Regions from separate parts of the Homo sapiens genome. Here regions 2, 3, 4, 5, 6 and 7 are each linked to region 1. Evidence: chromatin contacts called from ENCODE Hi-C or POLR2A ChIA-PET data. All regions are on one chromosome and are shown on one strand. The core of a region is the stretch at or near the end of the contact, and the rest is flanking DNA. Distances in the headings are between cores, read along the strand shown.

Region 1 (4,032 bases), core at 849-3,348:
TCAACATAGCTGCCAATTCTAACCTCAGTGCAAATGCAACTGGTCCAAAACAAAGGGCAGCCCCTTATCTACCTCATCCTGTCCTCAGCAACATTTCTCTTTTCCAGATCGGGAAACCTGCACGGCCGCTCAGGACTTCTCGATGACTGCACCTTAGAGACCAGAGTGCAGGTTAGCGGGGCTCTCGCTCCATCAGTCAAGTGAGGTCTTCAAACTTCAGGGTGAACTATGGATGTGTTTTTAAGACTCAAGTTTTCACAAAAAAAATCCAAGTTTCAGAAAGAATGGGAGAGTTTCAACAGAACTAAAATATGAGAGCCTCTCTCTAAATAATAAAAATTTTCTTTTTTTTTTTTTTTGGAGACAGTCTCGCTCTGTTGTCCAGGCTGGAGTGCAGTGGTGTGATCTCGGCTCACTGTAACCTGTGCCTCCCGGGTTCAAGGATTCTCCTGCCTCAGCCTCCCGAGTAGCTGGGATTACAAGCGAGCCACCACGCCCAGCTAATTTTTTGTATTTTTAGTAGAGACAGGGTTCCACCATATTGGCCAGGCTGGTCTCAAATTCCCGACCTCAGGTGATCCGCCCACCTCAGCCTCCCAAAGTGCTGGGATTACAGACGTGAGCCACCGCGACCGGCCTAAATAATAGTAATTTTCAACGGAATACATTGGAATCTCATTATAAATGCCTGCTCTGGGCTACGATTTGCTTATCAAAGAATTCACAAGTCATAAACTAGAGGGGGTGGACTCGACGTGATGCCCACTAGGAGAAAGGTGACAAGAGAAGCACGAAGGATAGCGCTTTTCAACCCTGGGAGAGCAGGGAGGCCTTCACCAGAAGGTGGGAACCCACCACGAAGCGCCTTCAGGAGGCCCCAGGATTCCAAACCAATTAAGGGCCTCCTCTTCCGAAAACGGGAGGCGACGCGCTGAGCTAAGCGCGCAGGCTGGGTTGCGGGCCGACACCGAGGCGGCGCGGCCTCGCGACCGCCCTGGGCGGTCACTGGCGAGTCACGGACTCGTTCCGCCAGCGGCCAATCCACCCCGAGTCCGAAACAGAAGACGTCCCTGGGATGAAAGACCCAGGCCTGGGGCTTAAGGTGGAAAAACAACTCATTCCTCGAGGCCCGGAGTCGGGCGTCCCGGGAGAACGGGAAAGGGAGATGAGCGCCCGCTGCGGGGAGAACGCGGTCGGGTTCCTCTCCCCGAAGGTGGCAGCCGCAAAAACACGGCCTCGAAAGCAGTTTCGAGGACGATGGCTCCTGCGTCCCGGGAGTCGCCATGACGCCGCGGCCTGTCCCAGACCCGGCGAGGGAGGGGACCAACCACCATCTCCCCCTCAAGGCCCAAACCGACAAAGAACGGCCCCCGGTACCCCGGCCCCGCCACCAGGGCCACTCCGGGTCTCGCGAGACCCAAGGGCTGCGCCGCGAAGACCTCTGGGAAAGGCGGGGGGAGGGGAGAGGAAGGAAGCGAGACCGGGGCTGGAGGCGGGCCGAGGCCGCGAGTTGAGCCTCAGGAAGCAGAAGGGGCGCGGAAAGATGCGATTGACGTCGCAAGCGAACCAATGACGAGCGAGCTGTGGCAGGCCTCCAGCCAATGGGCAGTGAGGCCTGACGCGGGGGGCGGACGCTGGGGCCGAGGGTAGCTTGAGCGCGGCGGCGGCGTTGTTCAGTCAGAGCGAGAACATTCCAGAGGTGAGTCCGGTGAAGGGGCGGCCCCCTGCCCGGTGCTTCCCGCCCCCTCGACCCCTCGGGCCGCTGGCTGGCGGGGAAGGTGCACTCCCCGACCGCCCACGGCTCACGGCGCCGTCTCTCCGCGCCAGGTCGCCCAGCTCCGGCGCTGACGGGTGTGGACCGCGGACGTCGCTGGGACAGCCCCTCCCCGCTGCTCGGCGGCGGCACCTGGCCCGGCCGCTCCTCGCTGCGCTTCGCCTCCGCCTCCTCGGACTCGGACTCGGGTTTATATCGCGCCTCACTTCATCCCAGTCCCGGGCGAGCAGCGTTGGGTTTATGTCTTTATTTGACGAAAACGGTGAGTCGCGGGCGCGGCGGGCCAGGAGATGGCGGCCGCACAAGATGGCGGCGGCCGCCGCGTGACCCCGCCGCGGCGTGTGGCGCAGTTTGGGCGGACGGCGGGCGGGCGCGGGCCCGGGCGCCGGCCGCCCCCTCCCCGCGCGCTCCCCGGCCCGGCCTCGCCCCCTCCCCGGCATGGCGGGAGCGCGTCGCGCGTGCCCGCCGCTCGGGCTGACTCAGGCTTCAGCTGCTGCATTTGTGAGTCATCGCGCGCTCTGGGGCGGGGGCGGCCCGATCCCGGCACCCCTCGGCCGTGTGTCGCTTCCCGGCTGTGCACCCTCCGGGGCCGCCGGCTCTCGGGGGACGCGCTGGGGATGGGGCCAGACGCCCCGGTCGCGCGCCCCCCTCCTTCGCGGAGCTGCCCGGTTCGCCAGCCCCCGCGGAAACGCCTCGGAGCGCGGTAGCCATGGGGACCAGGGCGAAGGTTAACCGAGTATTTGAATAGCGAGGAAAAGGGAGGCCGGGGCGAGCCTGGCGTTCGCTCGCGCTCTCTTGCTTAATGGCAAATTGTGGGCGAGCGCTGCGTTTAAGGAAGTGCTGCTTTGAAGTAAGCCATGGTTGCCGAAGCAACGATTAGTTGTAGAGAACAGTTCCCTAGGTTGCCCTTAAAAATGAAGACGAACGGGGGTGTGCCTGAGAAGTTTGCTTATCCAGGCGGGGTGGGCGGCGGAGAGGGCTCGGGTTCGTTCTTCAGCACTTCCAGGATGGCCGCAGAGGCAAACCTGCTGATTGCCCTCGGTCTGATGGAATCTCACGGCGGCTGAGGCAGCACAGCTTGTGTTTTCTTGTCAGGCATTTCCCTACCAGTCACAGCTTAGTCGAAATGGAGGCCTTTTTATGTTCCCGCAGATTGTACTGTGTTACATGAGAATGGCTGTTTGCATGTGATCTCAGATGCTTTTTAAGGTGGAGTTAAGCAGAAGCATAACTAGGATGTAAAAAGGAGGCGTTTCCATCCAGCGATGATGTTAAACCTGGGGGGATTTTTGTGTGTTCTTTCCCTTTTTCTTTCAGAGCTGTTGCGCAGCCATTGGTACCTGTATTGGGGAAACATAGCATACAAGCAAGAAGCTTACAGCCTCAGTGGCGAAAATTTTTTCATGTCAGAGACCGAGAACTCTTGCAGTCGTTTATGTCATCCCTTCTTCTCCAGACAGAAGATACCAAAAAGTTGCAATCAAAGATCTCTTCATCTTATTGATAAAGCCACTAATAAGCCAAAATGTCTGTCAATGTCAACCGCAGCGTGTCAGACCAGTTCTATCGCTACAAGATGCCCCGTCTGATTGCCAAGGTAATAAACTGCTCTTCAATTTAGTTGATAGCTCTTTTTGTAGAATTTTGAAGTTTGCATTTGTCAGGGGAAACTGCACAACTAAAATTCTTATTTCCTTTAGGTTGAGGGCAAAGGCAATGGAATCAAGACAGTTATAGTCAACATGGTTGACGTTGCAAAGGCGCTTAATCGGCCTCCAACGTGTAAGTAAAGCTTGGAAAAGTCCACAGGGCATATTATGGATAGAGTCTTCAAAGTCTTTGAGCTGCAAAACTTGTTCTAATTGTATGCTAGCTAATTACCTTACAAGTTAAGTGAGGAACCGTGGTTTATTGGTTGCCATGAGTTTACAAAACTACCAGGGGAACGCATTTAAAGAGTGGATGGCTGGGCGCGTTGGCTCACACCTGTAACCCCCAGCACTTTGGAAGGCTGAGGCAAGCGGATCGCGAGGTCAGGAGTTCTAGACCAGCCTAGCCAACATAGTGAAATCCTGAGTCTACTACTAATACAAAAATTAGCCAGGCGTGGTGGCATGCGCTTGTAGTCCCAGCTACTTGGGAGGCTGAAGGGGGAGAATCGCTTGAACCCCGGAAACGGAGGTTGCAGTGAGCTGAGACCACGCCGTTGCACTCCAGCCTGGGTGACAGAGTGAGACTCTTGTCTCAAAAAAAAAAAA
Region 2 (4,032 bases), core at 819-3,318, 1.6 Mb before region 1:
AGCCTCCCTAAGAGTTCATGGCCATAAACCAATAGTTTCAGAGCTACTCCTTTTTGATATGGATATATCCTGGACTTATTAAATTGACAGCACATATTTTATTTTTAAAATGTTATTAAGTTAACTAGGGGCATCGCTCTATCCTCAAAATTGTTTTGGAGACACCATTAACCCACTTAAATTATTAATAAAAAAGCCACTTATTCCGCACAAATAGTTGAGACTGTCCTGCTTACCTACAGATATTCGTCTAAGAGCCGGCAGACATTCAGATACCCGCAGACAGAACTTACTTTCTGGACCTCCCACAACATTCCTCCCTTTAGATCTTTTTTTTCTTACCCCGTCTTTCAGCTTTCTCATTGCAGAACTGCTGAGAATAATGGAAAATGCTTTGCCTGGAAACTTCCAAGAACAAAACTCCGGGGGCTAAGAGAACGCGATGATTTTTAAGCTGCCAGTTAAGATGCAGCTCCTTCATCATCACAGGTGAAGCACCAATGCCTCTCGCACGTGAAATCCGTACGCTCCTAGAGTCTTACTACCTAATGCATTTCTGCAATCTGGGACGCCTGTCCTTAGCGTCTTCAATAGTTTTGGGCACGAGGTGGACCGCGGAAGTATTGTATTGAAAAGTTAACGTTTTTCCCTTGGACACCCTCTCCTCACAGCTATTAACAAGCTGAGAGAAATCAGGTGACTCCCAGTCATGCAGAGGTTTCCTCACCATTTATGATCAAGCCAAATTAAAGAATAAAAATAAAATCCTATTGGCGCAGCGGCCACCAAGTCTTTGAGGCCTCGCCTCGGTGGGCGGGGCCGACGCCGGAGGAGAGGGGCTGCGCATGTGGGCGTGACCTCGCGGAAGGAGCTGCGGAGGGCGGGGCCGACTGGAGAGGGGCGGGGCTGTCGGGTGGGTGGGACCTCGCGGCAAAAGCTGCGGAGGGCGGGACCAACCAGGAAAGGACGGGACTGTCGGGTAGGCGGGACCTTGCGGGAGAAACTGCGGAGGGCGGGACCAACCAGGGAGGGGCGGGCTGTCGGATGGGCGGGACCTCGCGGGAGGAGCTGCGGAAAGCTGAGCTGGTGAGGGGAGGGGCTGGTCGAGGGGAGGGGCTGGTCGAGGGGAGGGGCTGGCCGAGGGAAGGGGCCGGCCGAGGGGAGGGGCCGGTCGAGGGGAGGGGCCGGTCAAGGGGAGGGCCCGGCCAAGGGGAGGGGCCGGTCGAGGGGAGGGGCCGGTCGAGGAGAGGGGTTGGTCGAGGGGAAGGGCTGGCCGAGGGGAGGGGCTGGCCGAGGGAAGAGGAGGGGAGGGGACGGGCTGGTCGAGGGGAGGGGAGGGGAGGGCAGGGGACGGGCTGGTCGAGAGAAGGGGAGGGCAGGGGACGGGGTGGTCGAGGGGAGGGGACGGAGGGGAGGGGAGTGGAGGGAGAGGAGGGAAGGGGAGGGGAGGGAAGGGAGGGGAGGCGGGGCCCAGCGGTGTCCCGCGAAACTGCCGCTCGCTCGGTTCCCGGGCCTCCCCGTGCGCCTCAGTGCAAAGCGTGCCAGGCACTCTTGACTGCAACGAGAGCCGCGGCGGTGAGGGGGCAAGGCCAAGAGGCCACGGTTCGCGTTTCGCCGGCTGCAGAAGTTGTTGCCATACATTTCAAATGTGCATTTCCTACGTCTCACGCTCTGTCTTGCGCCTCCACAGCGGGCCACGGCCCTGTCACCGCAGTCGCAGCCACATGCTCCCTCCCCTGAGTCGGCTCAGCTCTGCTCAGCGGTCAGCCCCGCGCCAGGAGGCCGCGGCCTGCCTGAGGCCGGCTCGCAGCGACTCGGGACGGAGGGCGGGGGCGTGAACGGGTCGCGCGGAGAGGGTGGGGGGAGCGGGGAGCGTTAGGGTACGTGGGGGCGCGTCGACCAATGGCAGGGCGCTGTTGAGTGCAGCGGGGCGGGGCCGGGCGCGGGGGTGGGGCGAGCGGCGGGCGGGGCGGGGCGGCCGGCCGGGGGGTGGGAGGAGAGGGGCGGGGCGGGCCGGCCGGGGGAGGGGCGGAGAGACGCCGCCGCTGCCGCCGCCGCCGCCGCCGCCGCCGCCGTGGCTGCCGCAGCCTCTGGGAGTCTGGAAAAGGGGAAGCGAGAGCAAGCGAAAGACTCAGTCCCCGGGCGGCGGCGGCGGCGGCGGCCGCGGGGGCGCGACGGCCGGGGCGGGGGCGCTGCTGCTGCGGGGGCAGGCGGCGGCAGGGGCGGCGGCGGCGGCGGCGGCCCGCTCCAGCCATGCCGAATAAAAACAAGAAGGAGAAAGTGAGTCCGGGCCCGGCCGCGGGACGGAGGGAGCAGGGAGGGACTGCCGGGGGAGGGCGCGACGGCACCGGGGTCCTGCGCCCGGGCCCCGGCTCAGTTCCCCGCCTGACGCCGCGGGCTTCGCGTCCCCGAGGGCGGCCGAGCCAGGCATCCCCGGGCTTCTCTCGGCCTCATGCCCGGTGGGGGCGGGGAGCCCGGGGATCGCGCCGGAGCCGCGGGGCGCAGGCCCGGGCCGCTGGGACCTTCGTGATGGGCCGGGGCTGGGCGTGGAGGGAGGGCGCGGCCCGGGGAGGGGGTCGGAGGGGCGCCCGTTTCCGACAGCGCGCCGTGGGCTTGGGCGGGCAGGTGCGGCCGCCGAGGGGGTTCGCAGCCTCGCAGGCTCCCGGAAAGGAGCTTCAGGGATGGGGGCTGTAGACGCCTGGGGAGGGACCCCTGTACGGGGGAAAGGGAGCGAGAAGGGACCCCGCTGAGAGCTGGTAAGGAATTCTCTGCCGCCCCGGAGGGACGCTCTGGGGCTCTCGAACACTATTATTATCCTGGGTGGCGGCGGCGGTGAGGGCTGCGAGCAAGGGTGCTGCGTTTGCATTCGGGGGGGCGGGTATGTTTCTGCTTCAGGTGGAGCTCTGTAGCGTTTCATTATCACCCCAGAAATCCTCACTCATAGGGTTTAGGGTGGGAGGGTAGAAAGGGATGTGATGTGGATCTCAAAATGCCAGAAGCACTGTATAAAATTGGATTTATCTGTTTTCTGCTTGAAGTTTTCAACCTCAAATGCAGATAAAACGAAAAGAATCTGAATGGGGGTTGGGGGGCATTGCACTGTTGGAATCCTAAACGGTATGATATAGAATTTCCTAATGGTATGAATTAAAAATATCAGAAGCTGTAGTTGTATAAATCACTTTTAAAACTGCATTTGGCTTATCTGATGTTTACCTGTCTAAAAAGTGAGAAGACTAATTGACTTTGCTTGATGTTTACCAGGAATCACCAAAAGCAGGGAAGAGTGGAAAAAGTTCAAAAGAAGGACAAGACACAGTAGAATCAGAGGTAACTGTCATCAAATATTGACTTTGTATTTTATACACAGCTTTTAACTTCAGGTAGAAAAACCGAGAGTGATAAAGCCTAGAATCTTCTAAAATGTTTCCCTATGTGAGGTTTTTTTTTTGTGGTGTCTTTTATAACCCTCAATTTTAGTTGTTTAGGTATTTACTGTTTTGCTTTGGAAAACTATTAATGATTTTATGAAAATTGTGCTTGCCTATGGGGTTTGTTTGTGGGTCTTTTGGGGTTTTTTTTGTTTTTTATTTTTTTGAGACGGGGTCTCACTTTGTCACGCAGGCTGGAGTGCAGTGGCGCAATCTCTGCTCACTGCTACCCCTTGCCGCCCAGGCTCAAGTGATCCTCTTACCTCAGCCTCCCAAGTAGCTGGGACCACAGGAACATGCCACCACACCCAACAAATTTTTTTTTTTTTTTAATAGAGTCTCACTCTGTCACCCAGGCTGGAGTGCAGTGGCGCGATCTTGGCTCACTGCAACCTCTGCCTCCCGAGTTCAAGCAATTCTCCTGCCTCAGCCTCCTGAGTAGCTGGGATTACAGGCACCCGCTACCACGCCCGGCTAATTTTTGTATTTTTATTAGAGACGGGGTTTCACCAGGTTGGTCAGGCCGGTCTTGAACTCCTGTCCTCGTGACCCGCCCACCTTGGCCTCCTAAGGTGCTGGGATTACAGGCCTGAGCCACCGT
Region 3 (4,032 bases), core at 1,038-3,537, 1.5 Mb before region 1:
TTGCCAGCCAGTGTTGGTCCTCTGGTTGTAACTCACAGTAGCTGCACAGACGGCCACACCATCTGACAAAACAGCGTTTTTGGGGTGCATAACCGTTTTTGATGTTTATTGGCATTTTTATTGGTCTTTTGGAGTGTAACTGCCTTTGAGCCACACTAGAAGATAAGATAAAACCAAAGTTTCCTCCGCACTTTAAGAGGCAGGGTGTTTGGTGGCTGAGGGTAGGACCTGGAGCCACACGCCAGGGTCAGATCACCCCCCATCCCCCACCCCGCCCACCCCAGGCAAGCTGAACTGTCTAGGGCATGTGACTCACTCTCTGTTTCTAGAAATGGAACGTGAAATGGGAATAATAATACAACCTACCTCTTTGGGGTTTTTTGAAAGTTAAGTGAATGCACATAAAGAACTTAAAATGGCGCCTGGAGTGTCGTGAGACTCAGTGCTCATGGTGTCTGTGGTTGTCTCTTTCGTAGGTCACGTATGGTACTCTAGGGCCCCGCCACTTAGCCATAATCTGTTTTCTTTTTCTCCAGCTGTATTATCTGTATTTGTTCATCTCAAAGCTCATCTGTCTCTCTCTCTCTCTTTTACCCAGCCTTTTCATCTCTTGCAGTTTGCTTGGCATTTCACCATTTGGAAGAAATTAGTATCATCAGTACCTCTGGAGTTTGCACTATGCTCTGCTTATAGATTGTGTATAGTTACCTGCTAAGATGGTCCTAAGCACATGTCCACGGCCTCAGTTCAGAGTATACTTAATGCTCCCTATTCAGTCTTTCTGTTCCCGTGCTCCAGTCCGTGAAGTCTAGAGTAAAATAAGAAATTGGCATTTATATACATCTCCCCTCCTCATCTTTAACTCTTTTGAAGAAGAGAGTTTTAGTATCACATTCATAAGAAATTTCATCTTTAAAAGTTGGTATTACAGGCGCAGTGCCTCACACCTGTAATACCAGCACTTTGGGAGGCCAAGGTGGGCAGATCACCTGAGGTCAGGAGTTCAAGACCAGCCTGGCCAACATGGTGAAACCCCATCTCTACTAAAAATACAAAAATTAGCCAGCGTGGTGGCGGGTGCCTGTAATCCCAGCTACTAGGGAGGTTGAGGCAGGAGAATCACTTAAACCTGGAGACGGAGGTTGCAGTGAGCCGAGATCACGCCACTGCACACCAGCCTGGGCAGCAGAGTGAGACTCTGTCTCAAAAAAAAAAAAAAAAGTGAGCAATATCTGTGGTTAATCTCAAATAGGGTGGCTTTCCGTGTCATTTCCCTTTAGTTGTTTTTAAATGCAGATGTTGCTTTAATTAAATAATATTTGAAATAAGTGGGGTCCCAACTATAACCTTATATCTTATTGTTTTTAAATGTTGATATTTTGGTGTTTTCAGTAGAATTTGAGCTGTTAACAGTGATTAGGTTTTTTCAGTTTGTCATCGATGTATGTGACCTCGTTATAATACACATGGATTTTTGTCTGCTGGTTGTGTTACTCATGAGCAATGTGTTCTAATTATGGTATTTTAACTTATAACTTATGAAAAAGTTATGTTTCACTCTAGGGAACAAGTCCTGAAGAACCCTCAAGCCCTAAAGTACCACCTCCACTTCTTCCTGAGTTGCTGGTTCTTATTTTTGGTGGGCTTCAAGGAAGAGGTGGGTGGTGAGGGTGTCTGTATATGTGTGTTTACATTTGTAGACAGTTTCTGTACATGTATAATTAGGAATGGGTTGTCGGTTTTGGTTTTTTTCCCAGCTTTATGTAATTGGTCAGACTTCTCAAAGGGGGGTAGCACTTGATAATCGCTCTCTTGGAACTCTGAAGCCTTTGCATGGAGCAGTGTTCACCCTGGGCAGCCTGTGGCCCCTGGGGTCACAGAGCTGCTTTCCAGGGGGTTTGCAAGGCCGTCACTGCCTCATAAGATTACCAAGATCTAATTTACCTCTCACTGTGTGGACGTTTGCCCTGGTGGTGCAAAGGCAATGGTGAGGAATATGGCGCCTTTCTTTCATCGAGCAGGACAGCGGTGTTCAGCTAGCAACACACCAGTCTGACCCAAGAATGTCCTCGATAAAGCATGAAGTTACTGGTTTTTTAAGTCTCAACTCTTTTGTATACCTTTTTAATTTTGTTTTTGTTTGGGTTTGTTTTTAGTTTTGTTTTTGTTTGGGTTTGTTTTTAGTTTTGTTTTTGTTTGGGTTTGTTTTTGTTTGGTTTTTTGGTTGCTCAGGCTGGAGTGCAATGGCGCAATCACAGCTCACTGCAGCCTCAACCTCCCCAGCTCGAGCATTCCGCCCACCGCAGCATCCTGTGTAGCTGGGACTACAGGCAAGCACCACCACACCCAGCGTGGTTTTTTGTTGTTGTTGTTTTGGTAGAGCTGGGGTCTCACTGGGTTGCTCAGGCTGGTCTCAAACCCCTGGGCTCAAATGATCCTCCTGCTTTGGCCTCCCAGAGTGCTGGGATTAGAGGCGTGAGCCACCGCACCCAGCCTCCTTTTTAATTTTGCGTGACGAAATGCAGAGTTCACATGAAGCCGTTCTAGCATGCTGGAGTGTGATGGCCGTCTCGAAGAAAAGCGCCCATGTGATGTGTGAGTTATGAGCCAAAATAGCCACTTTTTCCAGGAACTTTAAATTATGAGAATAGTAATGTAAAATCATTTTTACTTGACAGAACAAAAAGCAGACAAACTGTGGATATTAAGACTTAAATATTTGGCTGATATTTTCTAGAAAATCTATGAAGTGAGCTTATCAATTGAGGGGAAAACAACTGCGACACTGTTTTTGGCCCATGGTAAAATTTGAGCTTTCAAGAAAAATTTGAACTTTGGAGAACTTTTATCTGCCAGTGTAAATGTGGCAGCTCCCAGTGCCACAGACTCTTCTGCTGAGAGGGGTGGTGACATTAGCAAGTGGGGTTTCTTGATGTATACGGTGGAAGGTCACACACCACATGCAGCAGTGTGTTCTCAGTGACCAACGAACGATGCTACAAACAAGCGTGGGTGAAGAGCCACCAAAGTGTAAGACACACTGCCGGGTGTTCATGTAACTGACAGGTTCATCAACATGGTTTCAGATTCCTCATTGCAACTAATCTTTAAGGAACTATCACTTGTTGAATTTTAGCATAGGCAAAGAAGAACATCGGCAATTTTTTGAGAAGCATTGAAACCTCCCTTTTCCCACCAGACGTGTCTGTCTGAGCCTGGGGTGTTTCTTTACATATACTTGAACCAGAATAGCATATCACAGCAAGTTGAACACAGAAGCATGTCGGCAGATCCGCCTGTCTTCTGTTGAGTATTGAAGATACATGCAAAAATGTACAACATGGCCATTTTCTCGCTGGTTTCTTTTTGAAAATAAGGTTATTTTCATAAAATATTACTTAACATGAAGTGAACCTATTGCTAATTTAATGAATAAGTAAATATTTTTAAAATTTTCAAGTATGGTCAGTATCAATGGATATAACCCCCATAATCAAAGCTCTTTAGGGTTCTCCATACTTTCTAAGAATGTAAATAGGTCTTGACACCAAAAAAATGGAAAACACGTGGACTTGGAAGTTTTTCTCGAATGGGCTGGATGTGACCCTGACCCTGTTTTTACCAAGCCTCCTTGGTTTTTTCCCTCTTTTCTCTAAAAAAAAAAATAAAATAAAAATAAAAATAAAAAAAAATTAAGTAGTCAGTGGAATCATCTAAACTGGTCTCTGGGACCATGAGAGCTGAGAGCATCCGGAGCCCACCTAACCCTGAGCCTTCCTCTTGCCTTGGTCAGTTTCCTTCTTTGTTTTTCAAATCTTTTTTTAAAAGCCATTTTCAAGTAATCAATTAATATGTGAATACGGCCCCATTTACATTTTTTCTTCATTGCAAATAAAACTGAAATTTTCCCTAACCTTATCCCCTGAGATTGGTCTACCATCCCCACATCTCAAAGTGACTGCTGCCTGGAGTTTGCTGTGTGTCATTCCAGACCATTTTCTCCCTGTGGGGGGTGGGTGGGTGGGTGTGTGT
Region 4 (4,032 bases), core at 1,455-3,954, 1.4 Mb after region 1:
CCAGGTGTGTCCAGAATTGGTGGGTTCTTGATCTCACTGACTTTAAGAATGAAGCACTAGGTCCTCACAGTTGACTGTTACAGTTCTTAAAATTGTTATGTCTGCAGTTTGTTCCTTCTGATGTTTGGACGTGTTTGGAGTTTGTTCCTTCTGGCAGACTCACGGTCTTGCTGGCTTCAGGAGTGGAGCTGCAGACCTTCACAAGGAGTGTTACAGCTCTTAAGGCAGTGTGTCTGGAGCTGTTCATTCCTCCCGGTGGGTTTGTGGCTTTGCTGGCCTCAGAAGTGAAGCTACACACCTTCCCAGTGAGTGTTACAGCTCATAAAAAGTGTGGACCCAAAGAGTGAAAGAGCAAAGCCCCAAACATGTGGCAGAACACCAACACGTTCCCACTGCCTGCTCGGGCGGCCTGCTTTTATTCCCTTATCTGGCCCCACCCATATCCTGCTGATTGGTCCATTTTACAGAGGGCTGGTCTGTTTTACAGAAAGCTGATTGGTCCGTCTTGACAGGGCGCTGATTGGTGTGTTTACAATCCCTGAGCTAGACACAGAAGTTCTCCAAGTCCCCACAGAGCACTGATTGGTGCATTTACAAACCTTGAGCTAGATACAGGGTGCTGATTGGTGTCTTTACAAACCTTGAGCTAGACACAGAGTGCTGATTGGTGTATTTACAGTCCCTTAGCTAGACATAAAGGTTCTCCAAGTCCCCACCAGATTAGCTAGATACAGAGTGCTGATTGGTACATTTACAAACCTTGAGCTAAACACAGAGTGCTGACTGGTGCGTCCACAATCCCACAGCTAGACATAAAGGTTCTCCAAATCCCCACCAGATTAGCTGGATACAGAGTGCCCATGGGTGCATCTACAAACCTTGAGCTAGACACAGGGTACCGATTGGTGAGTTTACAAACCTTGAGCTAAACACAGTGCTGATTGGTGTATTTACAATCCCTTAGCTTGACATAAAGGTTCTCCAAGTCGCCGCTAGACTCAGGAGCCCAGCTGGCTTCACCTAGTGGATCCCACACCGGGGCTGCAGGTGGAGCTGCCCGCCAGTCCCGCGCCGTGCGCCCGCACTCCTCAGCCCTTGGGCGGTCGATGGGACCGGGTGCCGCGGAGCAGGGGGCCGCGCAAGAGCCCACGGCAGGGGGGAGACTCAGGCATGGCGGGCTGCAGGTCCTGAGCCCTGCCTCGCGGGGAGGCAGCTGAGGCCCGGTGAGAATTCGAGCGCAGCGCCGGCGGGCCGGCACTGGTGGGGGACCCGGCGCATCCTCCGCAGCTGCTGGCCCGGGTGCTAAGCTCCTCACTGCCTGGGGCCGGTGGCTCCGATTGCGGGGCCCGCCGAGCCCACGCCCACCCGGAACTCACGCTGACCCGCAAGCGCCACGTGCAGCCCGGGTTCCCGCCCGCACCTCTCCCTCCACACCTCCCTGCAAGCTGAGGGAGCCGGCTCCGGCCGCGGCCAGCCCAGAGAGGGGCTCCCACAGTGCAGCGGCGGGCTGAAGGGCCCCTCGAGCGCGGCCAGAGTGGGCGCCGAGAGCGAGCGAGGGCTGCCAGCACGCTGTCATCTCTCACAGGGCGAAGCCCACGCCACAGGACGGGTCGGTTCTGTACCCGCCGGGGCAGGGGAGAGCCGCCTCTGGTGAGCAGAACCCCGGAGAAGGGACGACGCGGGTGCACCTCGCGGCATGGGGACACCAAGTCAGACGAACCCGCTGTGCAAGAACATTTTCCACACAGCGGCGCATACCCCCGCCCGGGGGCGCTCGGCAGCCGCACGCGGCCCTCAGAGCGCAGCCCCCACACGCCTTTACTTCTGGAAGGCGGAGACCGCCACAGTGAGGAGCTAAGCCAGCTGAGGCAACACAGAAAAACCCCCGTTCCTACCCAAAACCAAAAAGCGGGGCGCGGAGGCGCGCGCCTGCGGTCCCAGCTACCGGGGAGGCCGAGAAGGGAGGATCGCCTGAGCCCGGGAGGCGCAAGCTACAGTGAGCCGAGACTGCCACTGCACTCAGTCTGGGTGACAGAGCGAGACCCTGTCTCTAAAGGGGAAAAAAGAGCTAGGAAGAAGCGGGCTGCCTCTTAACTTCGGAGAAGTAAATGAGGAACTATAACCAGTGTCTACCGTTTAGGAACCAAACAAAAGCTGACAGGAATCCCGCCACCGACCCAGCCGCCCCAGACTTTGCCCTGGCCTATCCCGCGCCGCTCCTCAAACTAGACCCGCCCCGACGTCGCCCTGGCCTATCCCACGCCGATCCTCAAACGAGGCCCGCCCCCGATGCACAAGCTCCGCCCTCGTTGCACCGTCCTGACCCTCGGCCTCGCCCCCGCCCCCTGGCTCTTCCCGCGCAGCCGAATGCCGCGACCTGGCTCCCACCCTTCGTCGCTTCGCGCCGCATAGGAACCCCGCCCCTAGTCTCTCCTCCCGCCTATCCTGAGCGGCGCGCGCACAAATCTCTCCCACGGACCCGCCCACCCTGATCCTCAACCTGGCCCCTGGCCTTTCCCGCGGCGTCGAGTCCAGTACACCGACGCACGAGTCCCACCCCCGATCTCTCCCTCGGCCTATCCCGCGCCGCTCCGCGCAGGAGTCCCGCCTCCCACTTCGCCCGCAGCCTATGACGCGCCGCGTCGCTCCCTCTCCTCAAACCCGCTCTCGCCCGCGGATGGGCGCGCAGCTGTGACGTCACGGCGTCGTTGGTAAGGGGCTGGCGGCCGGGGAGCTGCGTAGCTCCCGGCCCCGCGGCCATGCCCAAGCGGAGCTGCCCCTTCGCGGACGTGGCCCCGCTACAGCTCAAGGTCCGCGTGAGCCAGAGGGAGTTGAGCCGCGGCGTGTGCGCCGAGCGCTACTCGCAGGAGGTCTTCGGTGAGTGTCGGGCGGGCTGCCGAGGGTCCGCTGCGTCGGGGCCTGGAACGGGCCGGGCCTCAGCGTCCCCTCTGAGGCCTGAGCGGGGGGCTGGAGGGCCCTGCTTTCTGGCCCCGCGTTCCCGGAAGCTGGGAGGCCGCGGGGACACAAGCTGGCCACGCCCAGGGCTGGGGTCAGTGAGGGGGATGTGAGGACCCCAGCGTTCGCCCACCCTGTCCAACAGCCTGAAAGAAAAGGGTCCCTGCCCCTAGCCCCCGCGCCCTCTTCCACGATCCCGGTTAGTCGCCGCCCTGCAGTGAGCGGCACCCGCCTGGTGCTTTCTCAGGACTGTCCCGTGCAGGATGTCCTGGGAGAGGTTGGGGAGCGGGGCGTCCTGCATGGAGTCAACCCGAAGAGTGCCCCTCCTGTCCCAAGAGGTATTCATGGAGCGCGCGGCCCTGCCAGGCACGGCGGCTTTCTCGGGAGACCAAAGGCAGGCAAGACAGATGTGCCCCGTCTCCCGGGAGCTCCCCAGCCTAGTTGGGGAGACCAGCAGGAGGAGTCGCCACAGGTGGTCGGGGCAGGCACAGGTTTGTGCAGGCGCACCTGCAGGGATGGCACGGAAGGCTTCTTGGAAGAACAGTCTGAGCGGAATCCTGTGGGGGCGAGTAGGAGTTAGCCAGGCAGAGGAAGGGAAGGAAGAGGGCGAGGCAGAAGCCAGGCAGCAGGAGAGCGAAATAGGACTCCGTGTGGCTGCAGTGTCCAGTTCTGGGTGGGATGTGAGGGCAGTGAGCTCCCAGGCCTTCTCTGGCTTTCTCCTGTGGATTTCAGGCGTGTTGATCTTATTGATCATCACTCTGACTGGGGTGATTAATACCCTGGGGCAGGTAAAAAGTGGAGCTTACCTTGCCTAGTGATTGGGACACAAAGTCTGCACCTGTAGAGCAGTTAGAGGATGACCCGGGGTGTGTGATTTACCTGGTGCCGCTTGTGCCTTGGGAATGAGGGAAAGACTCTGCCTCCCGAGGTTCCTCTGTGCGGTGTCTCCAGTGTGCTAGGGCTGTGAAAGCGAGTGCTATTCTGGGCCATGGGGAGGTAAGGGGAATGATGCCGTGGGAACTGTGGCAGGACCGCAATCGTGTGCCCTCTCAGGACAGTTGAAAAATTCAAACACTG
Region 5 (4,032 bases), core at 1,036-3,535, 1.4 Mb before region 1:
CTGGTCTCCAACACCTGAGCTCAGGCAATCCGCCCACCTCGGCCTCCCAAAGTGCTGGGATTACAGGAGTGAGCCACCGCGCCCGGCTGACTGTTGCTAAATTTTAATCAGAGGTGGGAGGACCGTAAAGATTGAGTCTACCTCCCAATTTACAGATGGACAAATTGAGGCCCAGAAAGGTTCCCACACATGTTCAGAATTCTACATCCAGCCTCTGTTCTGGCTGTTCTCTTTCCGCCTCTGGCTGCCCAACTCCCTCCTGCCCTTGCACCCCTAACATTAACAGCCAGAGGGATCTTACAAAAACACCCATCTGATCCATTCCGAACACTGCCTAGCAACCACCATTCCGGAAATCAAATCGCTGCCCCGGCTACCTTCTCTCCTCTTGTGACAGGTCAAATCTTACCCAGGAGCCTTCCAACGTGCTATTTCACATCTTGCCCTGACTTGGCTTTTTTTTTTTTTTTTTTTTTTCCCCCGAGACAGAGTTGCGTCTTGCTCTGTCGCCCACGCTGGAGTACAGTGGCTCCATCTCGGTTCACTGCAACCTCCGCCTCTCGGGTTCAAGCGATTCTTCTCCCTCAGCCTCCCAAGTAGCTGGGATTACAGGCACCCGACACCACGCCCGACTAATTTTTGTGTTTTTAGTAGAAATGGGGTTTCACCATGTTGGCCAGGCTGGTTTTGAACTCCAGACCTCGTGACCCACCTGCCTCGGCCGCCCAAAGTGCTGGGATTACAGGCGTGAGCCACCGCGCCCAGCCCTGACCTAGCTATTGACTGCTTATCCTGGAGTCTAGGATCTCTCTGGTGCCAGATCTGAGACGCCCGCAGCCTCTCCCCTATCTCCAACCTGTCTCCCCCGCTAGATCGTGAGCTCTGTGGGAACATTGCCCAGGCTTGTCTTGTTCACCAACGTGCTTCCAGTGCCTGGCACTGTGCTCAACCCCTCCACGCCCTCGCTCAAACTCAATCGATGTTTGATAGAAAGATGAAGAGAGATTTGTTCGGTCAGAGAGAACAGCATGATGACAGAAGGAAGGCGTACAATCAAAAGCTGTGTGCAGGGCCAGGAGCGGTGGCTCACGTACTCCCAGCACTTTGGAAGGCCTAGGCGGGAGGATCACTTGAGCTCAGGAATTCAAGACCACCCTGGGCAACATGGCGAAACCCCGTCTCTACAAAAAATACAAAAACTAGGCCGGGCGCAGTGGCTCGCGCCTGTAATCCCAGCACTTTTAGGAGGCCGAGGCAGTCAGGAGTTCGAGACCAGCCTGGCCAACATGGTGAAACCCCGTTTCTACTAAAAATACAAAAATTAGCCGGGTGTGGTGGCGAGCGCCTATAATCCCAGCTACTCGGGAGGCTGAGGCAGGAAAATCGCTTGAACCTGGGAGGCGGAGGTTGCAGTAAGCCGAGATGGCGCCACTGCACTCCAGCCTGGGCGACAGAGCAAGACTCCGTCTCAAGAAAAAAAAAAAAAGAAAAAAACCACTAGCCGGGCGTGGTGACGCAGGCCTGTAGTCCCAGCTGTTCGGGAGGCTGAGGCAGGAGGGTCGCTTGAGCCCGTGAGCCGAGATCGCGCCACTGCACTCCAGCCTGGGCGACAGAGCGAGACCCTGTCTCAAAAATTAAATAAATAAATAAATAAATAAATAAAGGTGTGTGCAGGTAACAGCAAGTAGTCTTAAAAGAGTAGACCGAGGTGTGTGCAGAGGGCAACAGTTGGGATATTTGCCTCTGTCTAATTAGCACCTTTGGACATTTGCGTCAGGCTCTGTGCTGACAAAGAGCGCACTGACGACCACAGTAGGGCCCTGCCAGTCCTGTGATGGCACCCAGCATTTAAGTGTGACAGAAGCCACCCACAACAAGCTACATACTGCATATAATTTAAGGGGGTCACGGCCCCGGAAGCCCAGCCATGGACCACGGTTTAAGTACCCCTAGTCCAGCTGGAACAATAAACATGAAATGAGTGCCTGGCTTGGAATGCAAGCCAGGCCGTGACAGAAATGAGGAAGGAGCCGATGGTTTCAGAGGCTGTCGCGAGGAGAGGGCCTTAGAGGCAGGCGGGGGACGACAGCGGACCTAAACTTCTGGGCCCAGGAGAAGTTCGTTCTTTCCTCCAGGATACCTGGAGCCGAGTGCAGGATCTCAGCGAGAAATGCCCCAATCTCAAGGGCGGCACCGAGAGGTGACGCAAGCGGCGCGCGAGGTTGCGTCAATGCAGGACCGCCCCGCCTCCGGCCTGTGCATTGTGGGACCTAAGGGCACCTGTCAGACGCCCAATCTCGCGAGTGAGCGAGATTCACGCGGAACGCAGAGGTGAGAACGGGGAAGGCCCTCCTCAGCAGGAGTCCCGCCCCCTGAAGGGCATGGGCCAATCACAATGCCTCTCCTTCCTGGCCGCTGGGATTGGTCCGAGGGTGCACATGACCGGACTGCGGGACATGTGACCGTGCCGATCTAGGTCGTGTGACCCGTCTGGTGTAGTCCTGGAACAAGGGTTTTGCTGCGGAGGGAAACGGCCAGAGACCTCGATCTAAGACCGGGGTTTGGAGACTGGCGGGCCTCGGAACAGCAGAGCTAGCGGACTTCCGGTCTGGCCCTCTGCTCACGGCCGAGGGCAAGGCGGGTTAGGTCACTTGCTGAGGAAAGAGCTCAATATGTCACGTGTTCCTCTCCCAATGACGTGGACCTCAGTTCCCTCTCCAGTGAAGTGGGCACAGTGTTGCCCGAAAAAGGGTGCTCTGGGGCTTGCCTGAGACGGGACGCGTGGAAATGCCCTGCCGAATATGAATGGGGCGATGGCCTCGCGGGACGGAGCAGCCCAGGAAAGCTGACCGTGGGCTGGGTTGTGGAGCGGAGCCCCAGGGCCTCGGCTGACTTAGCGGCCAGTCGTACATAGTGGGTATGCGGCGGGCCCGACGCCAGTCGTTGTGGACCACTGACTTGTAATCTTTACGACCTCAGTGAGGGTCAGAAGTGTCCGCGAGCCCTGTAGGCGAGGAGAGGCCTGGCTGAGGGCGCACAGCCTGGAAGGGGAGAAACTAGAGCTGGACTCTGCTTGACCCACAGACCCTCCGCCAGGTTGCCTTTGCGAGGCAAGAAGCGAAGGTTGGCGAGCCAGCTGGGAGTACCCACCCCCTCCATGCCTGGTGGAGTCACCCAAGCCCCAGCGACACCCCGGCCTGCCCAAGGTACTGGTGACCCTGGAGGCCGGGGCCCTGGCTTCTCAGTCAGGGTCTCCTCCCCATGGCGGCAGAGCTGTCTGGCGTTTTGAGCCCTTTACACCAGGGGCAAGAGGGCTGCAGGCCAGAGCCAGCAAAAGAGAAGAAGCAGAGGGAATGAGAAACCTAGAAGGTGGAACGGGAAGGAGGGAGTGAAATGGGCAAAGGCCTCCAAAAAAAACAACTTCCGCCTCCTAAGTTTAGTGCATTTAACTCTATAAATATCTATTGAACACCTACTGGATGCCAGGCACTTTTCTAGGCACTGGGCAGCTAGCATTAAACAGAAGGCAGAAACCCCTGCCTTCAACAAAATCTATGCTGTGTTGAATAAGTGATACAGGGAAAAGCTAAAGATGGGGAGAGAGGTGGGAAGGGTATAGAGGATGGGAAGAAATTTACAAAAGAGGCAGGGAGGGCTTTACTGAGAAGGTGACGATGAAGGAAGTGAAGGAAGGGCATTGCAGGCCAGGGGCTCATCGTGTGCAAGGGCCCTGGGGTGGAAGGGATCATGCAGTGGCGTGAGTGTGGGTTTGAGCAGCAGGTGATGGTCAGAGGTAATACGTGGCCACCAAAAGGACTCTGGCGGCCGGGCGCAGTGGCTCACGCCTGTAATCCCAGCACTTTGGGAGGCCGAGGCGGGCGGATCACGAGGTCAGGAGATCGAGACCATCCTGGCTAACATGGTGAAACCCCGCCTCTACTAAAAACACAAAAAATTAGCCGGGCATGGCGGGCGCCTGTGATCCCAGCTACTCTGGAGGCTGAGGCAGGAGAATGGCGTGAACCCGGGAGG
Region 6 (4,032 bases), core at 472-2,971, 1.4 Mb before region 1:
GTCCCTCTTTCTACCCCTAAAGTACATGTGAGGGGAAACCCTCTGCATGGTGCCTAGCACGCAGTGAACACTCAGCGTTCGCTGTCAGTGGTGTGTTATTATTATTCATTACCATTAGGATCCTTGCACAAACTCATCGCAGTTGCCTATTTATTTTTTCCAGGAAGATTACTCGGAACTGCTTAGGCACATCACACCAGGGCGGACTGATGGAGAGCAGGAAGATGGGGTATTCATCTGTCCCCTCTTCCACATGCTCCTTAAAGACAAGAATCATCTGATTAGTCTCCGTGTTCCAGCAACCCCCTGGGACCCAGCAACCGGTAATTAGGCAAGGAATAAGCTTATTGTATGTTTCACAGTTTTTCAAAGATGATTTGGGAGAATCAAATCATACCATCATCATTCCACCAATCAGGACTCGGCACTCTGACAGTGCACTTTGATGTTTAAAAAAAACAAAAAAACCAAAAAAAAAAAAAACGCCATTGGCTTCCCTCTCTCCACCCAACTTAAGAAAGAAGTTATGAATGTGAACTTTCAAAGGCCAATTACTACCCCTTAGAAGAACCTACCATCTCTAAACTACAAAGATGGGCAGCCTGGATTCTATTATTTTTATTATTTTACAAAATTCTTAATTTTTAAATACACATAGATATAGGGTCTCGCTAGGTTGACCAGGCTGGTCTTGGAACTTCTGGCCTCAAGCAATCCTCCCATCTCAGCCTCTCAAAATGCTAGGATTACAGGTGTGAGCCACCGCACCCAGCTGGGCAGCCTGGATTCTGGCTCTTATGTAGTCATGGTGTAGGGGAGGAGGTCGTGGTGGGTCCGAACTAGGGGGAAACTTGGTGGGCAGGCAACCCAGCCCCTGCCTTGTACGGACCCAGATACTGAGGCCCACAGAATGACAGTGCCAGCTCTAGGGGGCTGGAGGAGAGCCATTGCTGGAGGTAGCTGTTCTCAGTAGGTCTCCCTCTTGGTCCTCACAGCGTCCTCGGGGACAATGATTTTTGTCATTAGGAACCAGATCCCATCACAGCTTGGCTTTACGTACAGTGAAGGTGTCATTCCTGGCTTAACCTTACACTGCCCCGAAGGCCCCCTCCCCAGCTGTCCGTTTCCAGCCTGGCAATGGGACTCTCTGAGCACGCCCCTCATCTCCTCCCCCTCTGAAAAGTATCCTCAATCTCCCGGTCTATATCTAATAACACATCTGTCGTGCCTATATTTTGGTACCTGATACGTAGTCATTCATTCATTCAATGAGAGAACATTTAATGAGAGGTTAAGGGGCTTAGAACAACGCCGGGCACAGGCTAAGCGCTCACTAAACGTTAGCTCTCGCCAATAACATCACTGATTCACTATAAAGTTTCTCTGGCTGTGTGCTATTCGCTGCGTCCACAGCAGTGAAGAAGACAGACGCAGCCCCTGACCAACCTCGCCAAGCCCGGGCGCCGAGCCAGGACGTTGAGCCAAGTCCCCATCTCCTAGGACTCGCAGTGCGGAGGCTGCGGGCCCCGACCAGCGCCGAGACTACAAGTCCCAGAAGGGCGCGCGGCGACATCGCCGGGCCCGCCCCCCGCGCACGCGCGGCGCCGTGACGCTAAGGCCGCGAGCGAGCGCGGGTGGCTGCGGCGGCTGCGGCCGGCGGGGCGGGGCGGGGCCACCTGGCAGTGGCTGCCTTTAGGGCGGAGCCGGCTCCCGCTCTCCTCAGTCTGCGGTGGGCTAGCGGACGGTCCGGCTTCCGGCGGCCGTTTCTGTCTCTTGCTGGCTGTCTCGCTGAGTCGCGGCCGCCTTCTCATCGCTCCTGGAAGGTCCCGAGCGCGACACCATGTCGGAGCCCGGGGGCGGCGGCGGCGAGGACGGCTCGGCCGGATTGGAAGTGTCGGCCGTGCAGAATGTGGCGGACGTGTCGGTGCTGCAGAAGCACCTGCGCAAGCTGGTGCCGCTGCTGCTGGAGGACGGCGGCGAGGCGCCGGCCGCGCTGGAGGCGGCGCTGGAGGAGAAGAGCGCCCTGGAGCAGATGCGCAAGTTCCTTTCGGACCCGCAGGTCCACACGGTGCTGGTGGAGCGCTCCACGCTCAAAGGTGCGGGGCCGCGGAGGGCAGGGTCGCCAGAGCCAGGCCTCGCGGAATGCAGGGCCTGCCAGGTCCTCCGGGGTCGCAGATGTCCCCGGGATGGGAGGAGCCCGGCAGCTGCAGATGACCCCTGGATGGGCAGAGCCCGGCGGCCGCAGACGTCCCGCCGGCCGGGTCCCCAGGGCCGCAGACGCCCCGCAGAGGCCGGCGCGGCGCCCGGGGCTCGCCCTCGCCACACCCACTGCCCGGCCCGGAGCCCCCAGGGCGCCCCGCTCCTGGTCGCGGGGAGGGGAAAGGGGTCCCCGTCTGCCGTCACCCAAAACAATGGGGTCGCTTTGTCTGCTCGGGCCTCTCAAGATGGCCGAGTTGGGTGGAGACAGCGTCTCCCTGGGCTGAGAGCGGGCGAGGCCGCATCCCTGCCTCCAGTGTCACATGAGCTTTTCGGTTTCGATTTGTGTCCAAGCCAAGTGGCCTTCGGGAGGGATGTGTCGGGGGCAGACCCGCGGAGCTGGGGGCAGCCGGGGTTCTGGTTCGGGAGGAGGTCGGGCGGGTGTCCCAGCCCTGCCTTGTGGGGACCCAGAGGCCGAGGCCCACAGAGCGACGGTGCCAGCCCCGGGCCTGCGAGCATCACTGTTGTAGGTGGATGCTCTCACAGCATCCTTGCTGAACGGGTGTATCCTGATTTTACACCTGAGGAAACTGAGGCTCAGGTTAAGTGATTTCACCCAAGGTCACCAGCTAATCTTAGTCCTGAGACTAGACTCAGTGTCTCAGCTCCCCATCCACTGCTTGTTTTCACTGATCATACCTCATATTTGTTTAATGCTTCGATGATGTTAATGATAACCCTGTAATATTTGAGTCTAATTTTACAGATTAAAAAAAAAAAAAAAGATTCAGGTTAGGCACCTAGTAGGGGGAAGAGGCTAGAGTTAGCGTGTTCCAGCTGTCTCCTCAAATAATGATCGCCCACCAGCAAGGTTACATTCATCTAAGTCTGGGGCTTGCCTGCAGGCAGGCTTTCTCATGGATTCATTACAACCACTTTGTAGCCCATTACAACCACTTTGGGTGTGGCGTGTCCATCTAAGAACCTAAGGATGATGTCCAAGGTTAGCCTCTAGGGATTGGAGATTGTCTAAAAATATTTGCCAACAAGCTTCTTAAAATTTCAAAAAACTGTATGGTTCTCTCAGTGAGAGACCCTGTACTGTCTGCCCCATCCTTAACACACACTGTGTTTCTGATGGTTTGTTTCTTTCAAAGGCTATTCTTACTCAGAAGATGCTTCCCTGTAGCCTTGGTTTCCTGCCAGAGATTAGCAGGGTGTAAAAGAATATTTTTTTCTTATATCCACGTGGAATGTTCAAGGCAAATAAACCATTTGAGCATATTTAGAGTATTAATGTTTTTGAGGGTTGTTTACTGTGATGTTTGGGATTATGTATTCCTAAGTGGAAGCCACAAAAGTTAAAAAAAAAAAATTTATCTACTCTTTTTTTTTTCCAAAAAACATATAGTCATTGTAGAAAATGTACTATACAGCTAAAGTAAAAATCACTGGGAATTGTTTGACCCAGATATAATCACTGTCAGCATTTTTGGTTTATGTCTTTGTGGTCATTTTTCAATGCATATTCGTCATTTTATTAAAATACATTTTAATCTGCATTTTTAAAGTTAATTGTATTTTGAGTAGCTTGACCATTGCTAATCCTTGATATTTTTATTGCATAGTTTATGTATTAGAATCAGTGATTTTATTTTTTTTACCTTGTGTCACTCTTTTTATGAAAAAAAATTTAAGTTTTATACTTTGCTTCTAGAGTGATCACCAGTAATTCGCTTTTTCCAGGCATCTTAAAATTGGACGTTGCTAAAATTATTGGGGTGGGGGGACTATGTTTATGTAGTACAATATCTACTACAAATTCTCTCTGTTGTC
Region 7 (4,032 bases), core at 1,064-3,563, 1.2 Mb before region 1:
AAGTGATGGGATTACAGGTGTGAGCCAACACGCCCAGCCATTCAGGCCTAGTTATTTAGATTTGGGTGTTGCTTATTGAATCTTTGAATATGGAGGAAAAGTTATGAGATAAAAAGAATAAAAATAGAGACTATTCAAAGGCTATGCATGGGACTGGGCACTGTGGCTCATGCCTGTAATACCAGCACTTTGGGAGGCCAAGGTGGGTGGATCAGCAGGTCAAGAGATCAAGACCATCCTGGCCAACATGGTGAAACCCCATCTCTACTAAAAATACAAAAATTAGCTGGGCGTGGTGGTGCACATCTGTAGTCCCAGCTACTCGGGAGGCTGAAGCAGGAGAATCGCTTGAACCTGGGAGGCAGAGGTTGCAGTGAGCCAAGATTGCACCACTGCACTCCAGCATGGCGACAGCGAGACTCCATCTAAGAAAAAAAAAACAAAACTAAACCAAAGGCTATGCATGAGACAAAGTGAACAGTTTATTACTGTGATTATAATAAAATGTTGAATTTATATAGGGTAAAATCTTGATAGAATGCTTGAATTATATAGGTATTATGGGAAATACAATGTTATGGTTAATTGAAGAATAATACAAAATTTTGTTTTAACTTTTGCTCGCTGGGTTTTTTTCCCCCCCCAAAAATTATACTTTTTTTCCTCTTGATAATTAGGAAACACAGATAAATTATTTTTAGATGATTCAAGATGCCACTATCCTTCAAGTTGATTATTGTAAAATACGTGTTTTCAATGTAAAATAACACAGTTATGGAGTTTGGGATATAGCCATGGTAACGACAGAACATACCCTGGTGTTTTAAGATTAGGGAAAGTCGGATAACATCAAAACAATTCTAAGAAAAAATTTTAAGTATTTTTCAGGCTCTATTAATTAAGAAGTACTTCAGTGCTTTTTTTTCTTTTTTTTTTCCAACACTACAAAGGCTAAAGATGTTATTATCAAATGTATTACTACATCATTGGCACAGTTTCTATTGGTATCTACTTGCTTTTTAATACGGAAGATGTTTATGATTTACACTCCTCCTACTTTAGAAATTCTCTCCATTCACTTCTTTTGTGCCCCTCCAGATATAATCTGAACTTCCAGGAATAGATCATTCTTGGTGTTACAAATGTTGGCTTCCCCCCTCCCTGGAATTCTATTAGAATGTTTCTGTCACTTTAGAAGCTTTCTTATTCTGGTGTAACATGCCAAGAAACCCAGGTATAAAATAGTGATTGTTGAATCTTACTTTGACACGTGTGCCCGTCCTTATAAATCTAGACCCTGTACATTACATGCATACAACTATCCCTATGGATCTACTAGTAAATAATCTCACAGACTCCACCTGAGGCTTCTGGAAAAAAAAACAATTACCTTAAATTTTATTAAGAGCTCTTCGTAACCTACTGAGCAAGATCAGTGAATCCTAAAAAGATTCAGTCCCCGGTTCCCAAAGCGCTTCCCCGCCCCGTGTTTCTGAACAGCTGGAGAGGACAAACCTCCGCTAAGAAGCGGAGGCCGCCAGTGCTCATCACACGCAGGAATTAGGATATCTGGCTTGAGAACACCTATGCTGTACCACATTCTTCTCTCCCCCTACCCCGCCTGAAATAAAACATAGTGAAGCGTAAATCTTGAGTCCCTTGGTACCTTCTCAGAAACGGCGGCGAGGAGGCTTCAGAGGGGCTTCCTGGGCGGGGATCCAGACGGTCGCGCGGGTATTCAGCACTCTGGGCGGGACAGTCCCTGTCCCGAAGGGAGGGCCCAGGAGGGGTGGAGCCGTCCCCGCCCGAACACGGGGGCATCCGCGCTCCCCGTAGGGTACCCCGCGTGCTGGCTCCGAAGCGGTGGCCGTCGGGGTGGCGCTCTTCCTCCGCTCTTTGGGGTCCCGGCGCCCCTCAGGGCAGGGCGGGAGACCGCTGAGGAGGCACCCTCAAGTTCACCTCAGGCTCATGACACCAGCCCCGCCGCGGTTCCCCCTGACCGGCTTTCCGCTGGCCCTGGCGGCTGCGGAACGGTCAACTAGACCCCACTAGCTGAAGCCGGCATCACCTGGGAAGCAGCCATGCCGCCCGGAGGCCACACCCGGGGGAGGAGCCTGCGGACGCCCAGTCGGGTGGAGCACGCCAGGTGAGCACGCCTGCGCAGTCGGGCCGTAAACAAGCCCACCCCTTCCCTTTGGCCCGCCCTCGCAGGGCTGGCCCGCGGGTGGGAGGGGCGAGAAGGAAGAGGCAGGGGGTGGGGGAAGAGGGAGCACCAGGAACAGCGCCTGCGCGGTGGGCGTGATCCGGGCACTTAGGGCAGGATGAACGCTGCTTTCCAAGATGGCGACGGAGGGAGGAGGGAAGGAGATGAACGAGATTAAGACCCAATTCACCACCCGGGAAGGTCTGTACAAGCTGCTGCCGCACTCGGAGTACAGCCGGCCCAACCGGGTGCCCTTCAACTCGCAGGGATCCAACCCTGTCCGCGTCTCCTTCGTAAACCTCAACGACCAGTCTGGCAACGGCGACCGCCTCTGCTTCAATGTGGGCCGGGAGCTGTACTTCTATATCTACAAGGGGGTCCGCAAGGTACCGACCCGGGCGTCACCGGAGCCAGCCAGCGGCGTAGGCAGAGGCCGGGAGCAGGGCGGTGACAGTGGGGCCAGGGTGACCGAGAGGGGTGGCCGTCGCTCTTACTTTTGAGTGGGCCGGTAACTCCACTGGGGTACTCCTGAGGAGAGGGGATTCAGGAGTAAGGAGGGTGGTGGCGGTGGCGTTTCGAAGGGGTGGGGGCAGTGGAAAGGGACCGTGGGGCGCGGGGGTTCTGGCTGGGAGGCTCCCGGGGGAGCCGGCTGCGTCCCCTCCAGCCTGGTCCATCAGGCTCTGACATGGCCAGGGAGCGGGCCTGCGAGTCCCCGGAAGAGGTGAGGTGGCCGTCTTGTCTGCTTCGATTGCCTCGCCTCCCTGGAGGGTTGGAAGTCTCGCCCTGGGTTAGAGAACAGGGACGCAAGACGGCTTAACAAGATCTCTGTAAGGCGGAACCGGGGCCGGGAAGCGGAGCATTGAGACTAGGTCAGAAAGAACCTGCTCGGCACGCAGGGCTACTCCACCTGCTGCCGCACTGACACTTCCTAGGAGCCTCTCCTGGTGTTAACATTTCTATTTCCAAAAACATCCGCGGGAGGACGGCTGTCACTGTCTCCGCCGTGGGGACCTTCTGAAAGATTGTTAAGGAGAGTCATCTTGTCCCTTGTAGTATGCGAAGGGCTGAGTACTACAGTTGAAATGATGTTTCCAGTGAACTAAGCTGGTTCAGAGGGGTTGTGTGAGAGTGCCCAGATTAATCTTGTCCAACAAGTCAGACTGTGTCCCAAACAGGGAGTGATATGCTTTAAAAGCTGCTTTAAAGGGACCATCCTTCTTGGCGGGCGAGTTACCGGTAATTCTGTGAAACATGTAAGCATCCTTTAAAAGTATCTCTTTAAAAGCAGCCATTTATTAGAGTTTTTCTTTCATTGGCTATGTAACTATGTTTTCACTGAGAATTGCTTATTTTTGAGATTGTAGTCTTTGACTTGATGTCATGGAAGAGTGAGGAAATTAATGCATCCCACAGCACCTCCAAATAGGACAAGGTGATAAAAGATTAAGTCGTAAATGCATGTTAGCATGAAAATAAATTGTTCATATTGAAGAGTGAACATTCTTCAGGATTTAATATAGCCAGATCCAGTACAGGATTTTCGCTTGTTACAAGAGCTAGGGAAATGACAGTGGTATCTAAATGTAGCAAAGTTGTTTCTTTGATTCAGGGTGAATCTTTTTTTCTTAGTCTTTATGATAATAAGTGTACCACTGTATTTAGGGTATGCTGTTGGAAGTTATTAAGGGTAAATCGCTTGACCTTTTTTTTTTCCTCGTTTGGAATTGCAAAAGCTCGAAGTAGTCTTCAGTCTAGGGGCTGAAGTTTTACTCCTACTCCCAACTTTGTCACTGACTTGTTTGGGTGACCTTGGATAAGTTATTTAACTT

Evidence for each region. A loop is a pair of places that touch in the nucleus more often than their neighbours do. ChIA-PET counts read pairs that join two places held with the same protein, here RNA polymerase II (POLR2A). Pooled maps may share reads with other maps.
Region 2: a pooled map shows a loop between it and region 1 (23-fold over the local background). The contact joins the promoter of PPP2R5C here to the promoter of EIF5-DT in region 1. A Hi-C loop is called at or near these places in 1 of 37 single-sample maps with no recorded cell type and 9 of 50 pooled maps. POLR2A ChIA-PET finds 5 or more read pairs at or near these places in 1 of 52 experiments (activated CD4-positive, alpha-beta T cell).
Region 3: a pooled map shows a loop between it and region 1 (9-fold over the local background). The contact joins the enhancer-like site here to the promoter of EIF5-DT in region 1. A Hi-C loop is called at or near these places in 8 of 50 pooled maps. POLR2A ChIA-PET finds 5 or more read pairs at or near these places in 3 of 52 experiments (CD4-positive, alpha-beta T cell, CD8-positive, alpha-beta memory T cell and GM12878).
Region 4: a loop to region 1 is called in a map of naive thymus-derived CD4-positive, alpha-beta T cell, with 26 times the contacts of the local background. The contact joins the promoter of SIVA1 here to the promoter of EIF5-DT in region 1. A Hi-C loop is called at or near these places in 1 of 168 maps with a recorded cell type or tissue (naive thymus-derived CD4-positive, alpha-beta T cell) and 10 of 50 pooled maps. POLR2A ChIA-PET finds 5 or more read pairs at or near these places in 1 of 52 experiments (CD8-positive, alpha-beta T cell).
Region 5: a map of CD8-positive, alpha-beta T cell shows a loop between it and region 1 (13-fold over the local background). The contact joins the enhancer-like site here to the promoter of EIF5-DT in region 1. A Hi-C loop is called at or near these places in 2 of 168 maps with a recorded cell type or tissue (CD8-positive, alpha-beta T cell and naive thymus-derived CD4-positive, alpha-beta T cell) and 12 of 50 pooled maps. POLR2A ChIA-PET finds 5 or more read pairs at or near these places in 3 of 52 experiments (CD4-positive, alpha-beta T cell and activated CD4-positive, alpha-beta T cell).
Region 6: a loop to region 1 is called in a map of ascending aorta, with 4 times the contacts of the local background. The contact joins the promoter of DYNC1H1 here to the promoter of EIF5-DT in region 1. A Hi-C loop is called at or near these places in 1 of 168 maps with a recorded cell type or tissue (ascending aorta) and 9 of 50 pooled maps. POLR2A ChIA-PET finds 5 or more read pairs at or near these places in 1 of 52 experiments (activated CD4-positive, alpha-beta T cell).
Region 7: a map of CD8-positive, alpha-beta T cell shows a loop between it and region 1 (9-fold over the local background). The contact joins the promoter of WDR20 here to the promoter of EIF5-DT in region 1. A Hi-C loop is called at or near these places in 2 of 168 maps with a recorded cell type or tissue (both CD8-positive, alpha-beta T cell), 1 of 37 single-sample maps with no recorded cell type and 12 of 50 pooled maps. POLR2A ChIA-PET finds 5 or more read pairs at or near these places in 2 of 52 experiments (activated B cell and activated T-cell).

The regions. Positions count from the first base shown.
Region 1 is chr14:103,332,562-103,336,593 of GRCh38, forward strand. EIF5-DT (EIF5 divergent transcript) reads right to left here and starts at 2,099. Exons shown (of 1, transcript NR_158216.2): 1 at 1-2,099. EIF5 (eukaryotic translation initiation factor 5) reads left to right here and starts at 1,676. Exons shown (of 12, transcript NM_001969.5): 1 at 1,676-1,699; 2 at 1,828-2,036; 3 at 3,092-3,371; 4 at 3,475-3,556. The coding sequence starts at 3,300. RefSeq lists an enhancer at 1,132-1,251 and silencers at 1,572-1,991, 2,132-2,181, 2,292-2,531.
Region 2 is chr14:101,759,641-101,763,672 of GRCh38, forward strand. PPP2R5C (protein phosphatase 2 regulatory subunit B'gamma) reads left to right here and starts at 2,069. Exons shown (of 16, transcript NM_001352913.2): 1 at 2,069-2,280; 2 at 3,265-3,330. The coding sequence starts at 2,254. RefSeq lists silencers at 915-1,024, 1,095-1,244, 1,305-1,354, 1,815-1,974, 1,985-2,224 and 2 more.
Region 3 is chr14:101,817,429-101,821,460 of GRCh38, forward strand. All of the region lies in intron 3 of PPP2R5C (protein phosphatase 2 regulatory subunit B'gamma), which reads left to right. Among named protein-coding and RNA genes, the nearest start is that of PPP2R5C, 58 kb to the left of the region's middle. RefSeq lists an enhancer at 3,096-3,355. Within about 2 kb of position 2,288, at least 10 of the 41 ENCODE cell types and tissues checked have a DNase peak (open chromatin) inside an H3K27ac peak, as active enhancers do; they include CD4-positive, alpha-beta T cell and GM12878, where a contact is called at or near this core.
Region 4 is chr14:104,750,443-104,754,474 of GRCh38, forward strand. SIVA1 (SIVA1 apoptosis inducing factor) reads left to right here and starts at 2,705. Exons shown (of 4, transcript NM_006427.4): 1 at 2,705-2,877. The coding sequence starts at 2,760. All of the region lies in intron 2 of LOC107987209 (a long non-coding RNA gene), which reads right to left. RefSeq lists enhancers at 1,731-1,820, 2,524-3,025, 2,671-2,720, 2,731-2,800 and a silencer at 2,201-2,570.
Region 5 is chr14:101,945,871-101,949,902 of GRCh38, forward strand. No RefSeq gene overlaps it. Among named protein-coding and RNA genes, the nearest start is that of DYNC1H1, 17 kb to the right of the region's middle. RefSeq lists enhancers at 1-407, 1,730-2,391, 2,096-2,215, 2,516-2,705. Within about 2 kb of position 2,286, at least 33 of the 41 ENCODE cell types and tissues checked have a DNase peak (open chromatin) inside an H3K27ac peak, as active enhancers do; they include CD4-positive, alpha-beta T cell and CD8-positive, alpha-beta T cell, where a contact is called at or near this core.
Region 6 is chr14:101,962,852-101,966,883 of GRCh38, forward strand. It overlaps DYNC1H1 (dynein cytoplasmic 1 heavy chain 1), which reads left to right and starts at 1,722. Exons shown (of 78, transcript NM_001376.5): 1 at 1,722-2,096. The coding sequence starts at 1,841. RefSeq lists enhancers at 1,275-1,414, 1,459-2,069, 2,070-2,679 and silencers at 1,555-1,714, 2,205-2,414.
Region 7 is chr14:102,137,584-102,141,615 of GRCh38, forward strand. WDR20 (WD repeat domain 20) reads left to right here and starts at 2,314. Exons shown (of 3, transcript NM_144574.4): 1 at 2,314-2,589. The coding sequence starts at 2,341. It also overlaps a transcript of HSP90AA1 not described here. RefSeq lists a silencer at 1,554-1,749 and enhancers at 2,350-2,399, 2,410-2,569.